2 separate regions of the Homo sapiens genome follow, and region 2 is linked to region 1. A link is an interaction called in ENCODE POLR2A ChIA-PET data of the cell type or tissue named here. Cell type or tissue: PC-9. All regions are shown on one strand. Links, peaks and the distances in the headings refer to the core of each region. The heading gives the core; the rest is flanking DNA.

The links. ChIA-PET counts read pairs that join two places held together with the same protein. Peaks named below come from ENCODE experiments on the same cell type or tissue, not always from the same donor. Only the 100,000 strongest peaks of a DNase experiment are listed, where the experiment ranks them.
Region 2: POLR2A ChIA-PET joins it to region 1 with 7 read pairs; 2 of 35 experiments call an interaction of 5 or more read pairs at or near these places.

Annotation. Positions count from the first base shown.
Region 1 is chr14:80,149,149-80,154,544 of GRCh38, forward strand. LOC105370591 (a long non-coding RNA gene) reads left to right here. Exons shown (of 3, transcript XR_944070.3): 2 at 949-1,045; 3 at 4,364-4,581. Among named protein-coding and RNA genes, the nearest start is that of DIO2-AS1, 60 kb to the right of the region's middle. In PC-9, for the core only: no CTCF peak of the experiment used is centred there; a DNase peak (open chromatin) is centred at 3,233.
Region 2 is chr14:80,322,659-80,328,054 of GRCh38, forward strand. All of the region lies in intron 2 of DIO2-AS1 (DIO2 antisense RNA 1), which reads left to right. Among named protein-coding and RNA genes, the nearest start is that of DIO2, 110 kb to the left of the region's middle. In PC-9, for the core only: no CTCF peak of the experiment used is centred there; no DNase peak of the experiment used is centred there.

The sequences.
Region 1 (5,396 bases), core at 113-5,112:
CATCTAACTAAAACTTTGTACCCTTTGATCAACATCTTTCCTTTCCCCAATCCCCTCCCTTTCTGAGCCTCTCGTAACCAATGTTCTATTCTCTACTTCTATGAGTTCAACTTTTTTAGATTACACATAAAAGTGAGATCATGTGGTGTATGTCTTTCTGTGCCTGGCTTATTTCACTTAGCATAATATCTTCCAAGTCCATTCATGTTGTCACAAATGATGGGACTGTCCCCTTTTATAAGGCAGAATAGTATCCCATTGTGTATATATCCATTTTCTTTATCCATTTATCTGATGATGAACACTTAGATTGCCACCACATCTCAGCTTCTGTGAATAACCTTGCAATGAACATGGGAGTGCAGATACCACTTTGGCATATTGATTTCAATTTACTTGGATATATACCCAGAAGTGGAATCACTGGATCATATAGTAATTCTATTTTTAGTTTACTGAGGAAACTCCATATTGTTTTCATAATTGCTATATTAATTTACATACCCACCAACACTGTGTAAGTGTTCCCTTTTCTCTACATCATTGCCAATACTTATCTTTCATCTTTTTAATAATAGCCATTCTAACATGTGTGAGGTGATATCTCATTGTGGTTTTAATTTGCATTTCCCAAATGATCAGTAATGATGAGCATATTTTTACATACTTGTTGGCCATTTGTATGTCTTCTTTTGAGAAGTGTGTATTTAGGCCTTTTGCCCATTTTTTGATTGGGCTCTTTGTTTCTTGTTATTTAGTTAAGTTCTTTCCATTTTAGATATTAGCTCCTTATTAGATGTGTGATTTGCAAATATTTTCTCTCAATTTCTACATTGTTTTTCCAATCTGTTAATTGTTTCCTTTGCTGTAGAGAAGATTTTTAGTTTAATGCAATCCCATTTGTCTATTTTTGCTTTTGTTGCCTGTGCCTTTGGGGTCATATTCAAGAAATTTCTGCAAAGACCACTGTCATGGAGCCTGCAATTCAGCACGCGGCTTCTAGTGCCATATTGCCTAGATTTTAAATATTTCCTTCATTCTACAAGTAAGTACGCTAAAATAAATAAGCTAACATCTCTGTCTATTTTTCCTCAAATGCAACATCAGGGTAATACTAGTGTCTACCTCCTTGGATTATTCTAAATTGGATTTATGCATTATTATATATTATGTATTAATACATACTGTTATAATTAATATAAATGAAGTGCTTAGAGTAGTGTCTAACACAAAAGAGCTGTTATTTTTCACTTGGATATAGTTGGCTTTTCCTCACCTCACATGGGCAGCTTTCACTTGCCAACTACTTCAGATTCCTCTTCTGATTCACCCATGCCTACACCTCACTCTGACACATAGTACCACAGAAACTCCTTAAAAGTAGAGACCACATCCTTTACGTTCTTGGGTTTCCCACATAACCTAGCATTGTATTCAGCATAGGGTGGGTAAAAAGTAATGATTTGTGAAAACAAGTTGTCCTGTTTATCCCTAGACAAGAAATTGTCTGTCAGCCACCCTTCTCTCTCTGGTGTCTTGATGAGATGACCCTAATGTCACTCTTGAGATTAATTAAACAGAAATAAGCAGCATGACTATGATGAAGCCATTAAATCTTATAGGGTGTGATTTGCAATATCTTCATTACTTAGTACTCAGTTAATTATTGGGCGAAAGGAAAAAGGTCAAAAACACATGTAAAGATAGATGCCAGCTAATAAGCCCTAATATTCAGAGTATGAACTGTAATAATTCCCTTAGCATCCACAGGGATTGGTTTCAGGACCACTGTGGATACCAACATTTATGGATGCTCAAGTCCCTTATATAAAATGGTTTAGTATTTCATGTAACCTACATACATCCTTCCATATACTTTAAATCATCTCTAGATTACTTATAATACCTAATACAATGTAGATGCTATGTAAACAATTGTTATACTGTACTGTTTTTTATTCCCATTGTGTTTTATTGCTGTATTTTTATTTTTGGGGGTATTTTTGATCCACGGTTGGTTGGATCCACAGATATGGAACCTGAGGATATGGGGTATCCACTATATAATGGTCAAATTACTATTTCTGAAAAATAATAGCCACATTAAGAAATGGGATGAAAAGAAATCAAATTACAAATTTCACTGACATATAGCCAAGAATCTAGTCTACCAAAACACCCTCTACCTTAACCAGTTACCTCCATAATTCTCATACAATAGCCAAAATTAAATACTATTAAAACATGAGGGACAATTCAGTCAATATAGAAAAAATGAAAGGGTAAAAAGTGTTTTTCAGCAAAAGTTACATCTTTTTACCTCCCTCTGGTTTTTGTTTTTGTTTTTTTCATGTATATAGGGATGGATGAGTGGTAGACCTCTGTATGATATATAGAGTTTTTCTTCCAACTTAAGTATTCTATGATTCTAACCTTGACCAGACAACCAGAAGCAGACTATATATTATATTTCTCAACTCCTCGTGCTGACATGATCCATGGCCATAGAGAAATAAAGTGGGACCAAGGAAAGTAAAAATGAGTCTTTCAGGAGGAGAGCCCTGAGTCACCCATCTAGTACTGATCTAGTAAATGACTTTAATAACACCTCCAAAGAACAAAAGAAGAATTTTTATACTTAGTCGACCTTATCTTTCCAAGGTTCAGCCAGGCATTTTAGGGCTACAGACAAATAAATGTGAGAAGGACACAGCCTATATTTTTTAAACTTAAAAATGACATTTTTAAAGGTTCTCTCTAAATCAATGTTTTATAAATTCAATCACTTCAAATGTGTTTAAAAAGTTTGGTATTTCAAGTAACTCTAGAATGATTCTTTCCACATAGCAAATGATTGGCAGTTCATGTATGTGATTGATATATTCACTTTTGTAATTAATCAGAGTCCATCCCTAACAGAAAAAAAAAAAAAAGTGCCATAACGCCAGAGGTTTCTTATCAGGTTTATTCTTGCCTTTGTTTTGTAAAGACTAGGCAAGTTAATATATGTAAAGCTTTTCAAAAGAGTCTAACAGTTGTAAGCATTCAAGAAACATCAGCTGTTGTTGCTCATGTCTTTTTTCTTTATGGTAGTATGCTCATAAATTCCCAAAAATATTCCCTAGTGAGGTGGGTTGGAGAAACCCTCTTTTTAGAGAAAAGCTTGCTTTTCTATGAACCTCTCCTCACTACCAAATTCTCCCTAAGGCAAATAAAAGCTCTAACTGGAAAAACAGGACTCAAGTAAATTCTTTAGAGGATTTCACAATCAGATTTAGCCCAAGTAATGCATAATTCATAATACTGAGTTCATATTTTGGCTAAGACAAAAAGTCAGCTATTAGTCTTACTTATATTAATTTAAGTAGTAAAATCTCACTTGTATTTCTACTTAGCCTTTTATTGTCAAGTCTAATTACTTACTTAAGTAAGTTTATCTGCCCTGATTATCACCTATAAAAATTAAGAGTTTTATCTATGTTTTTCTTTCAAATTTCACAAGTTCTTTTGAATTTCAGAAATTTTAACACCTAAACCAATAGATATATTTTTACATGCTACCCGTTCTGATAAAAAGTATAAAGGAGGCGGTATAACATAGAATTAAAAGATGGGTTTTGGAATCAGACACAGCTTTCCCCTTCTATTAATCATTAGGCCTTCAGCACATTCGTTATCCTCTTTCAACTTCAGTTTTCTCATTTCTAAGATACTGACAAAAATAGTTAAGAGTTTGTAGAGTTATTGTGGAAAATTAAGTAATTTAAAATAAATGTTCATAGTAAATTCTTGATGTTGGCAATTCTACAAAAATTGCTGAGGTGGGCAGAATTCCAGAGGTCATTAGTATAACCTTTGATTATTAGCTTCAACAACTATTCATTTAATTAAAAATTAAGTAAAAATATAATATATATACTGTTCTCAAGTACAGATATTTACTTTGACCTTGTACATTGATATTCACTCAGATCTAAGTACACAAACACACACATATATTTACATAGTTATATGTCCATTCATATGTGCCTTTATATGTACAATATGAATATTGTTGGTCTGTGACTTCCTTTGAACAAATTTAACGACATATTAACCATTTATTTTCTGGACTTGGGATTGGCTCAGCGTATTCTCACTGAAACTCAAATTTTCCATGTTTTTCCATTAGAAAACATTTTCTGTTTTCCTACAGCTTTGATAATGCCTAGTAATGAGAATTCTTCATTCATTATCTGTTTGAAAAACCTAATGTGTTATATTTAAATCTAGACCATCTATTAAAACTTTAGAAAGAGCTATCCTTCCTTCCTATAACCATCTCTAACCCATCAGTTTTCAAATACATTAATTTATGTTACAGGATCACATCCAAGCCCTGCATTGTTTACCTGGACGGTACCAAAACCTCTCTTGCTAAAAAATACGAAAATTACCCAAGAATAGGAAAGCATCCAATTCCTTCCATATTGGTAAATGTTGGTGTTTGAATGTATGGGGACTATAAGTTTGAGGAACCTATGGGTGTTTACCAAATAACGTATTGTACTTTGTAATAAAGATGATGTTACTAACTTATCTTCACAACACAGCAGTTTCAAATTGTTTTTCCAATAGAATAATGTATTATATAAACATGCATATTCTTAAATAAATTTTGCCCTATCTGCTCCCCATCCCCTGCTTCTTTCACTTCATTCCTTTCTTAATCAAATATATTTATGGCTGGGGTAAGTAGGGTTGAGAGTATAATATGTATTCTCCAATAGATAAAACATAACTGGCCCATACTGAGCTCATGACTCTGACTTCATTAAATGCTTACACTCATTCATGGAGCTAACTGGCCTACACTTACTTGATATTAATTGGGTTACTGATAAATTAAATTAGCCCTAGTATAATTTCAATATCCTTATAAACTCAAGAAAAAATCTTGGCTAGCTAGTGAAGTTACGTTATCGACCTTCCCTCTATTACTTAGTAACCAAAACAAGATACTCTTTGAATCTTTAGGGTTCTATTTTGTCTCTGACCGGTATTTTTCAACATTTTGTATGTGTGTGCGTGTGTATGTGCATATTAGCTGTTACTGCATCTAGAATTCTTTTATGCCTAAATCTCCTGGTTTCTTCTTCCCTATTCCCTCACTATTTATGAATATGCTAAATATTTTTGCCATGGCATAACATTTCTGGGTTTTCTATGAAGTTGATTGTCTGTGCATCATTTTCTTGCCTACTTTTTAAAAAACTTACTGTCTGTTTTTCCTTTTCTCTCCAATTGTTCCTGAACTTTCACTTAAGGCAGAATTTCATTATTAGAGTGGAATTAAGACAAAGAACAGGAAGATATTAACTCATTTAACTCATTAGAAAGCAAAAACAGGATTTAAT
Region 2 (5,396 bases), core at 340-5,339, 170 kb after region 1:
TTTTTATCCCCACTTTACAGATGAAGAAACAAAGGTCCTTAGAGGTTATGTGAGTTCCCACAAATAACACAACTAAAAAGTGACAGAGTCAGGATGTAACACTAGGCTTTTTGATTTGATACCTTACTGCTGACCACTACACTGCATGGTCTTTCACCCCCAAACTAAGGAAACAGAGACCTAGGACCACATGACTTTAGTCAGCAGCAAAAACTTCTGGGACCCTTCAACTCCTATGGTTTATATTCCTAGCACCGAATTGCTGTTTCTCTCTTGACCAGTATCATGAGCAGGTAACCACATTAATAGCTGGTTCCACTGCCAAAATATTTGGGAATATAAAGGAATTTTATTCAGTGGTTTATAGTGAAATTGGCTGTTCATTGGCAGAAAGAGACACCCAACACACACACCTACATCCTTTAAGTGTGCATGGGAATTCATTCCACTTGTCAAGAGAGATTTATGTAGAAAGAAAGGACACTTGGATTGCTTAGGCATGGGTCCCTTTTACACATTGTGATATCTTTGCAGTCCTGAAGGCCTCTGACAGCATGTCAATGTGGAAAGCAGTATCTTGTTGAAAGCTTGATGAGTACATCTTATTTATAATGCTAACTAATTCTTGTTGCAGATAATCCTCTTCGAGTGATGTTTACATAGGATACAGAGAAATAACAGGATAAAAATAGTTACTATGAAATTCTCCACAGGCTATAAACAGTTTTAACTTTTGGCAAAAGGACCTTATTATTTACATACTCAGACAAATACAGGCCACACACTCCTCAGATTATTAATGTTCCTCTGCAAATAACTGACATACACAGTGTGTAAATATACCAACTGAACCCCTTCCTGTGTCTTAATTAAATTCTACCAATCTTGCTCAGAGTCCTGTGTATTTGGTTTATCTTATGATCATCATTTATATATATCAATAATACTGCAGTCAGAGATCTTTTTTTGCCTTCTTTTTTCTAAAACAAATGCGGTCAGAAGTAATTTGTTTCTTATGAGAGACAATGCCTAACTCCAAAATCTCAGCATTTCAATTCCTCACCGTCCAAATGACCATAAAACTCCAAATAACATCAACTCAAATACCACAATCCTAGTACAGAACAAAGTGGCAGATTTTTTAACTGAAGTAAAGAGTGCACTTGTTTACATGAAAACAGTTATTTCTCTGTCAAATCCTCATGGTAAGAACAGAATCTCAGCTCAACTTTTTTAGGTCAAATGAAGCACCATATTTATAAATAAAGCTTTCATTCTCTTTTCTCTCTAAGCTGTAAATTCTTTGCAACCTCTGGCATTTGCAGTATGAACATTTGTCTGATTTAGTTGCAAGACAGAGACACTCTGTTATGGAACAAGAAGCACTGCTGCAGTCATCCATATCCCAAAACATTCCTAAAACATATGTGTCTTATGGGATTTGTGGTAAGTGGAATAATGACTCCCCAAAAATGTCCACATCCTCACCCCTGGAACCTGTGGCCATGTTACCTTACAAGGCAAAGGGAATTTTGCAGATGTGATTAGGGTTAAGGGCCTTCAGAAGGTGAGAGTATCGTGGCTTATTCAGGTGGGCCCAATTAATCACATAGGTATTTAAGATAGGAAAACTTTCACCCAGTGAGATTAGTCAGAGGGAGATGCTAACACAGAAGACTGGTCTGAAATATGCAATGTTGCTAGCTTTAAAATAGGAGGAAGGGGTAGTTTCCCGAGTCTCTAAGGAATTTGTTTCCTTTGTCTAGTTTCTTTCTAGAAACAGAAAACTGTGAAATCACTTTCTAGAAACTAGACAAAGGAAACAAATTCCTTAGAGACCCCGGAAAGAACTGCAACCCTGCCAACCCCTTGATTTTAGCCCAGTGACACCTGTGTCAGACTTCAACCTACAAAGGTGTAAGATTATAAATTGGTGTTGTTTTAGGTCATTGAATTTGTGGTAATTTATTGCAGCAGCAATAGGAAACTAATACAGAGTATTTTGCAGTTAATAGGCAACACATTCAACTTCACAGGGCATATAACTCCATTTTTGCAAAACATAATTTTTTAGCATTTATTTCTACCAAGAAAATGCACGGCCTTCTCTTTATAAAAAATCATGTATGCTATTAGAACATAAGGAGTTCATCCATCTTCTATTTTCCAGGAAATAAACTCAAGGAGTATTCTAAGGTACTGAAACCAAAACCACTGAACTTCGGTCCTCAAGCTTCAATAAGTTCCCATATTTCCTTAAGGTAAAAGATTCTCAGAATTTTCTAACAGTTAGTAATTTCTGATTTCTCTGAAATCTTGGATTCACCACCAAGTTACAAGGAAAGCAGGTGCAGTGTGGAAAGAGAGGGGAGTGACCCTAAGCCCGGCTCCCAGATGATTTCCTTAGATCCTGGAGTTTCACTCACACCTGGCAGATCACTTTATCATTTATTATTTTCTTATACAAATATTGATTGTGTGTCTATAATGTTCCGAACACTGTGCTGGGGATACAGTGGTGAACATAACAGACAGTGCTTCCATCGCAAGAGCTGGAATTTTTACAGAGTTCCAACAGAGCGATGAGAGTTTACAGAACCATGAGAACTTTCCAGCTAATGAGCACCTGGTAGGGACTCTTGCTCTGCTGAGAATGAAGAGCAGTGACTTAGCAACTGTTAAAACTCACTTCAAGGCTGAGTGCAGTGGCTTACGCCTATAATGCCAACACTTTGGGAGGCTGAGGCAGGTGGATCTTTTGAGCCCAAGAGTTTGAGAACAGCCTGGGCAACATGGCAAGATCTCGTCTCTACAAAAAAATTAAAAATTAGCTGGAGCATGGTGGCATGCGCCCATAGTCCCAGCTACTCAGGAGGCTGAGGTAGCAGGATTGCTTGAACCCAGGAGACGGAAGCTGCAGTGAGCTGAGATGGTGCCACTGCATTCCAGCCTGGGAGACAGAGGGAGACCCTGTCTCAATAAACAAACATACATACAAACAAAAAACAACTCACTTCACCCTCCTGGCAACTTACATCTTTGTCTCTGACCCTATTCCTAATGGGCTAGAATAACAGAGGTCCTATAACTTTTTTTCTATTCTCCACCCTACAACATGTCTTCTTTGTGTGCAAGCTCAGAAAGGCCTTTTGCCTAGTTATTCTCGAATTTTAGTGTGTACAAGAATAACCTGGAGTGTTTGTTTAAAATACAAGTCCCTGGACTGTCATCAAGATAGTCAGATTCCATGAGTGTGATGTGAGATCCAGGAGTCAGAATTGTTAAACAAACACTCCAGGTGAAATCTACTGAAATGGCTGCAGATTGCACCTTCACAAAAACTGATTTATGTGCTGAAGTGTTCATATGCATACAACTAAGAATATTATTACTTTAAAAAAATAATTTTTGTTTTATTCTGAATTTTTGAAATTTTTATTTATGAGGAGAAAAAAATTATGCAACTAATAAATCATCTAGCATTCGAGAGATACTTAGAGATAATCACTGTTAACTTCTGTTCATTTTTTTCCAGTTTATTTTTCCTTATTTGAAGTCATACTGTAAAGGCCTGGGTCTTGCCCATTTCAAGTAAATATAAACAATTTCCCATTGAACTACATTCTTCTTTAAAAATGAGATAGTCTTTCATTAGTCTCCTTTTAGGTTCCTCAGTAAAGTTTATAAATTTTCTTTATGTAGATGACATACATTTCTTGATAACTTGATTCCTAGATATTTTCAAAACTTATTATTAATAACAATTGTTTCCTATTATGTTTTCACGTTTTAAAAATACAAGTATGTATTAAACCCACTGATTTGTATACACTTAAGTTTTAACAGGCTACCTTGTTTCATTCTCTTGGTAGTTCTAACAGCTTTTAAGTCCATTCTCTTTAGTTTGCTATATGATCTGCAAATAATGACAATTTTTTCTCCTTCGCTCTAATATTTATGACTCACTGATTTTTTCCTATCTTCTTGCATGTGCTACAACTTTGAAGCCAACACTAAATAATTAATAATAATTAATGGCCTTACATTATTTCTGACTTTAAGGACATCGTTCCAGTCTTTTACAATTAAGTATCATCTGTTCTACTAATATCAGACCGATCGTTTCACTATGTTAAGGAAGTTTTCTACTATGAAAGTTATGAAGACTTTTAAGATCAAGATGAAGTGTTACATCTTATCAAATAATTTTTTGCATCTACTAAGAAAAGGATTTTTTTTCTTCTTGGTTTTAAATATTAATCCATTTCATAATGTTAAGCTACTGCTGTATTTCCAAAAGAGAAGCATTTACTCATTGATTAATTTTTTAGTATAGTTACAGTAATATTTTAATTAGAATTGCATTCATATTTATAAATGAGATTAATTTGTAATTTTGCACGTGTATATGCAAATATCCACTACATCTGCAAGGTTTCTTATCAGGTTAATAAAGCAAATTGGGAAGATACTCATCTTATTCTAAGTTTTGTTCCAGAGCATAGATTTATTTACTTATTTATTTGGAGATTTTTTTTAATTGCACTTAAAATACTTTGAGCTTGGTATTTCTGAGAATTTGTTTTTGTTGCCATCTATGTGAACAATAGGTTAACTGAGTATAGAATTCTTAAATCACGTCTTATCCTTCAAAATCTGAAGACTGCCTCCTAGCATTTAATATTGTGAAATAGACATAATCCTTAAATAACTTGTTCCCTCTCCCTGAATGATTGCAGGTACTTTTCCTTTTTTTCTGAAGATTGAAGTATGTTGTAGGTTATGTCTGGGATAGTGTCTTTTTGTTTACTTTGCCTAATTTTATTTGATAAATATTTGTATGCTCAAAATTCTAGTGCTCATCTGAAGAAAATTTCCTTCTCATTTTATAATTATTTATCTGTACTGTTTCTATGATCTTCCTAGGTTGAATTGCTTGGGACTATTCTCCAGTTTTTTAAATATTTTCTCTTATAATGACTATTTAAATTTTTCCAGGAGTTTTGTCAGATTTATTAAACATAGCTGAAGATAGTCATAATAGTGAGTTTTGTTTGTGTGTTTTCATATTTGTTTTCCATGTTTGCTATGACAACTTGAAGTGAACTGGGAATGTGATCTTGTTTCTTATAACAACTGAAGTGACTGTTGCTACAAAGTTCCAGTTTCGGATGGGTCCCCACTTCATTCAGGAGGCTTTCACAAGCAAGGACAAGGTATAAGCGCCATAACAGTAGCTCAAGGTATACATCTCAGAGATTTTACTGGAACTGAGATCTATGTAGCACTCCTCATACTTCCTGATTACCCCAGAGCTTAACTGTCCTGAGACAATACCACTCTGAGTGAAGGGCCAACCACCTTGTAAGTCACCATAAGCAATGAAAAGCCTGCTT